2 separate regions of the Mus musculus genome follow, and region 1 is linked to region 2. The links are chromatin loops, found by intact Hi-C in ENCODE. Cell type or tissue: heart. All regions are shown on one strand.

Region 1 (2,500 bases), 100 kb after region 2:
ATCTCTGCTGGGGCTCTGATACACTGGGCTGAATAGCTGTGGGGTTTTGATTTTAGTTTTAGTTTATATCTAAATTATATTTAGATAGATTCCCAAATATTTCTTGTTGTTGGAAGTTTTACCTTCCCTCTTTTCCCTTTGTTCTTTTATTTTGCTTAGTTTCATTTTGTTGAGACAGTCTTGTTATGTAGCTCTGGGTGGCCTCAAACATGCTATACAGGCCAGGCTGGCCTCGTGCTTGGCATCCGCCTGCCTTAGGGTAATAATTACAGACTCTACATAGGTCCTGGCTTCTTTCTTTGCTTACGAGTCCAATTCCTTGGTCAACCACAGTTAGCTTTTTTAAACTCTCTAGAAATGATTTCCCGAAGAAGATTCAAAATTGAATAGGTAACTTAAATTCTTGAAACCTATCTACCCACTGGGGATATGAAGCCCAGTAAGGACTTAAGCATTTGAGATGCAGCCATCCACTGAATCATCTAGACTGAGCTCCAGGGTAGAATATATTCTCTTAACTCCATCTACCTGTTTGATTAGATTCTAAAATCCCCCTAGGTAAAATTCAAGGGGTCCTTCCCTGCGTCTTCTCTGCCTTGACAACTCCATATTCCGGCATATCTCCATAGGCATCTCTGACATTTAGTGCTTCTTGTCAACTTGACAAGGTGCCAAATCACCTGTGAGACCACTCTGTGGGCATGCTTGTGAAGGGCTATCTAAATTAGGTTGGCCTCTGGCCATGCTTATGCGTGATTATTTATATTAGGTTAACTGAAGTGGGAAGACCCACTTTACTGTAGGTTCAACCGTTTCATGGGATGGAGTCTGGATGCATAAGGATGAAAGTGAGCTGAACGTCAGTTTTCATCATCCCTGGCTTCCTAGCAAATACGACAAGCAGTCTCAAGCTCTTGCCACTGTGACTTCCTCTCTGTGGTGAATTACATCTTCCTCAAATTATAAACTGAAGCGAACTTTTACTCTCTTCCATTGCTTCTTATCCGGTATCTTGTAGCCAGTAAAAAGAAAGTAACAGAAGCAGCAACTTTCATGTGGTTGTCTATTTGATTTATGTAGGCTAGGGAACCAAATCCCTGTGTCTTGAGCTTGGTGGTCAGGTTCCCTCACTGGTCAGAAAATCTCTCTCACGGCCAGCTGAAGTGTTCTCTACTATACATCAAAACTCTCTTCCATTTTGCCTGTTCTAACCAAGCTCTTACCAGCCTGTGAGAGCCAGAGGGCACAGTGGCTCCTCATGGGCCATCCAGTGGAAACAGCAGAAGCAGCTGCAGGGGGCTGCAGCTCATAATGGGAAATGCAGAGTTGAGCAGATGGATCTTACATTTGGAGGAAATGCCTTCACATGACCTAAGTTCCTGCTCTAAAGAGAACCATTCACACAGCAGAGAAACCATAGCGCTTCCAAAGGACAGAGATGTGCTTTGTTCTCTCTCATCCTCTCAAGTAAGGCACAGGAAAACTCAAGCAATGGCAGGGCTTCAGCTCAAAAAGAAATGTGAAACAAGTTCTATCTGTGACCTAAATGGTAGTATGCATTCTTTCTCTCTTCCTTTTTACAACCACAGGACAGGGGGAGAATGGTAGTAATTTAGTTCTCATTAATAATAATGACCTTTATCTCCCAAGGAGGCAATTATTCCTTACAATCTTATTATAGTTTCAAAGGGCATATCACATCTCCTAACAATTTCTGGTACGTAAACACATTTGAGCAAACATTCCATCATGTTCCCTTCCTGTGTTCCTTCATGCTTTTCTTATCCTTGCTTCTGTCCTTCTATTTTCCTACCGTCCTTCCTCAGCCAACAAACTTTTGATGACATGACAAGATCTCAAGTGAGCTTACCAAAATTCAATTCAATTCAGCAAATGCTTGTTGGCTTCCTTTCCTGGGCATAGGTATGTGCCCTCAAAATGAACTACACAAACATCAGCCCTTAGAAGCTAATGATTTTAGGAGAAAAATAAGCAGATGAATCAGAAATAACTAAAGTATAAAAATTACAGTAAAAATGCAACCATAAGGGACAAAGGAGACCGCTCAGTCTGCAAAGTGCTTGCCATGTAAACACGAGGTCCTGAGTTCAGATCCTAGAATCTTAGACTCCATGTAATGTTGGACATGGCAGTGTGCACCTACAGTCTTATCCTTAGGGAATCAGAGGCAGGTGGATCTTTGGAGTACATTGGCCAGTCAGCCTAGCCTAATTTATGAGCTCTCTGTTCAATGATAAGAGAGCCTATCTCAAAAAATAAAGTGGAGAGCAACTGAAGAAGACACCTGATGTTAATTTCTGGTCTGTATGCATGTGCACACATGTGTACCACAGGCACACATGTGTACACATACATATGTTATACACATTACACACATAAATAAGACACACAACCATAAGTTTATGGGCATTCGAGGATGTGCAGTTTCCATGTGGGACTTGAAGTATAGTGGGGTTTTAGTCCAATAGGCATATGAAGT
Region 2 (2,500 bases):
TGAACCTGGGTCCTATGAAAGAGCAGCCAATGATCTTAACAACAGAGCCGTTTCTCCAGCCCCTTATTTCTATTATTACTTTCTGTAAGTTTATTATTGCCAAGTTTTATTCTCCCAAAGACTTAGGGTGTATGACCTTCCAAAATACTCTCCTATCATGGTACTAATACCAGAACTGAGTTCCTTGCCATCTGTTTGTCCCCTATCCTGTCCCTTATTGTAGACACACACCCACACCCCTCTGAATGAAGCTTCTATCGGAAAAAAGTGCTTCTACTCTGGACACTACAGAATAAGTTCTCAATAAGCTACTGCACAGAATGCATGCATGGATGGATGGATGGATGGATGGATGAATGGATGGATGGACGGATGAATGGCAATAGCCTTACTGTGTATGACGACTTCTGCCTAAATAGACTGTGATAGAGAATACAACATTTTTACCCAGGTTTATGAAAACTGATACTGTTTACTGTTCAGCTGAAAATGTGCAAATAAGGTTAAGAACAAGCAACAGTGTATTTGACAGATAGTCTTGGAGAAGGTCCTGAAGGTTCATTCAAAGGCCATAAAAAGAATCCTAAGGAGTTTCCAGTACTTCATCACTGTGACCCATCAAACCCATAACCACTACAGAACTTCACAGTCTTAAGACCGAAGTTTTCCTTTATATTTAAAGAGTTTATATTTGAATACTGTGAAGTAATGAATGATCACCGCCCACGGCCTCCACAATAACTTTTAAAGTAACGAGAGGAGGGAGCCTTAAGGAAAATTCTACCAAAAAAAAAAAAAAAAAAAAAAAAAAACCGGCAAAATGTCCTTTTCCTTGTTTTGAAAAGACTGGAAAATTCATCCCTGCAACCTTCCCTCCCATTTCACTGGTCAGAGTAAAAATTGGAAGTAGGAAAATTAGTACCACCACATCCTTTGAGTCAGAGACTCTGAAAGGAGAAAGCAGTTTCTTCTGTAGGGCACATACACGTTCCTGTTTCTAGAGAACGGGCCACTTGTGTGCCCCCCGCCCCCTCCCCCGTTTAAATGAGAGCCCAGTTTCTGCGCGTCCCAAGTCCGCCCTTACTCAGGCTGCTTGCACTGGGAAAGCGGGATCGGCTGGACTGGGGACGCGCGGCGCAGAGCACTGGGGTCTCTCTCGGTCCATTCTCTTTCTATGGAGCCCGGAGGAGGACACTGCACTCACGGTGCTTCTCCTGGGCCTGCGACCCAACACGCCACAGAGCGCCGGCCCCGACGGCCGGTCCCGACTCCGGCCACAGGCTGAAGGCGGCGGCGGCGGCAGGAACAGCAGCCTGGGCTGAAGGACGGCAGCGTCCACGCGGCGGGAGAACACGGCTCCCGGAGCCGCGCGTCTGAGAGCCGGGCACTGCGGCGGCGGACACGCGTCCTCGGGAGAGGCGTCCCCGAGGGCTCGAAGCCGGCCGTCCCCTGCGACCCCCGCCACACAAAGGCGACGGCGGCGCGCGGCCGCCAGCATAGGCCGCCGGCAGCCCCGCCGCGACGCCGCCTTTGTCTGCGGGCCTCGGCCTCCCCGCTCCTTACCCGCGTGAGTAGCGGTCTCATCTGCTCGCCGGCCCCGTCTGCCTCCATGGCCCGCCCCGGAGCTCTGAGAGGCCGCGACCGCAGCAGAGACGGGCACGCGGAGGGAGACCCTGTGCGGAGCGCTGGCCGCCGAGAGCTGGCCCCGGAGTGCGGCGACCGCTGCGAGCGCGGGACGTTCTCCGGGAGAGAGAGGCAACGGCGTGCCGCGAGGACTGAGACGGGCAGAGGACGCGGCGCGGAGGAGGCAGCGGCGCCCGGGCGGGGGCGGGGCGGGGGGCGGGGCTGGGGGGCGGGGGCGGGGGCGGGGGCGGGGCGCGCTCCGGCACGCCCCCCCCGGAGCACGCCCCCTGCCTGTTAGGCACCAGGTCCGGCGTCGAGCGACCGCCTCCAGTGGCTAAGGGGCTTGGAGGTAGGGCGGAGACAAAAGAAGACAGACATTCGTATCAGCCAATCAGCAGCTCGGAAGGGTCTGTCGCCTCCCCCGCCCCCCAGGTCAGTTTCCCGGAGGCCCCGCCCCTCTTTGTAAAGACTTAATTGACCGAGGCTGAGAGTGGAACTCGGTTTTTCGAATCGGAAGTTCTACAGACTTTCGAAGTGGAATGGGGTCATCACCCCATTCAGCTCCTCACCACGTGTTTTACAAGCAGGAGAGAAACAGGACGACGCCAGATTCATTCTCTGCCTCTGCAAGTTTCTCTCCTAGAGGTAACTCTATCGTGGACCCTGTAAAAGAGGGGATACATTTAGCAACTTGCCTAGTGCACTCCCTGCACTGGCCTAGTTCCACAACCTGTCCCACTCTTGGGTCGACCCTATAGGTAGGGTGCTTGTCTACTATCTACCTGGGTGTGGAGGTGATGGTCTCCATCACAAATGGACATTGAAGGATTAAATACATTTCTGTCCCTCTGTGAAGGTGTGTCACTTGTGGTGTGCT

What was found. Hi-C counts contacts between places; a loop is a spot of excess contacts. Peaks named below come from ENCODE experiments on the same cell type or tissue, not always from the same donor. Only the 100,000 strongest peaks of a DNase experiment are listed, where the experiment ranks them.
Region 1: it touches region 2 in a loop (2.1-fold over the local background); 2 of 42 quality-filtered maps call a loop at or near these places.

The regions. Positions count from the first base shown.
Region 1 is chr14:14,598,623-14,601,122 of GRCm38, reverse strand. No RefSeq gene overlaps it. Among named protein-coding and RNA genes, the nearest start is that of Slc4a7, 100 kb to the left of the region's middle. In heart, no CTCF peak of the experiment used is centred here; a DNase peak (open chromatin) is centred at 1,322.
Region 2 is chr14:14,702,344-14,704,843 of GRCm38, reverse strand. It overlaps Slc4a7 (solute carrier family 4, sodium bicarbonate cotransporter, member 7), which reads right to left and starts at 1,819. Exons shown (of 26, transcript NM_001360504.1): 1 at 1,564-1,819. The coding sequence starts at 1,611. In heart, CTCF peaks have their summits at 1,311 and 1,959; a DNase peak (open chromatin) is centred at 1,993; H3K4me3 peaks cover 2,486 bases; H3K27ac peaks cover 1,651 bases.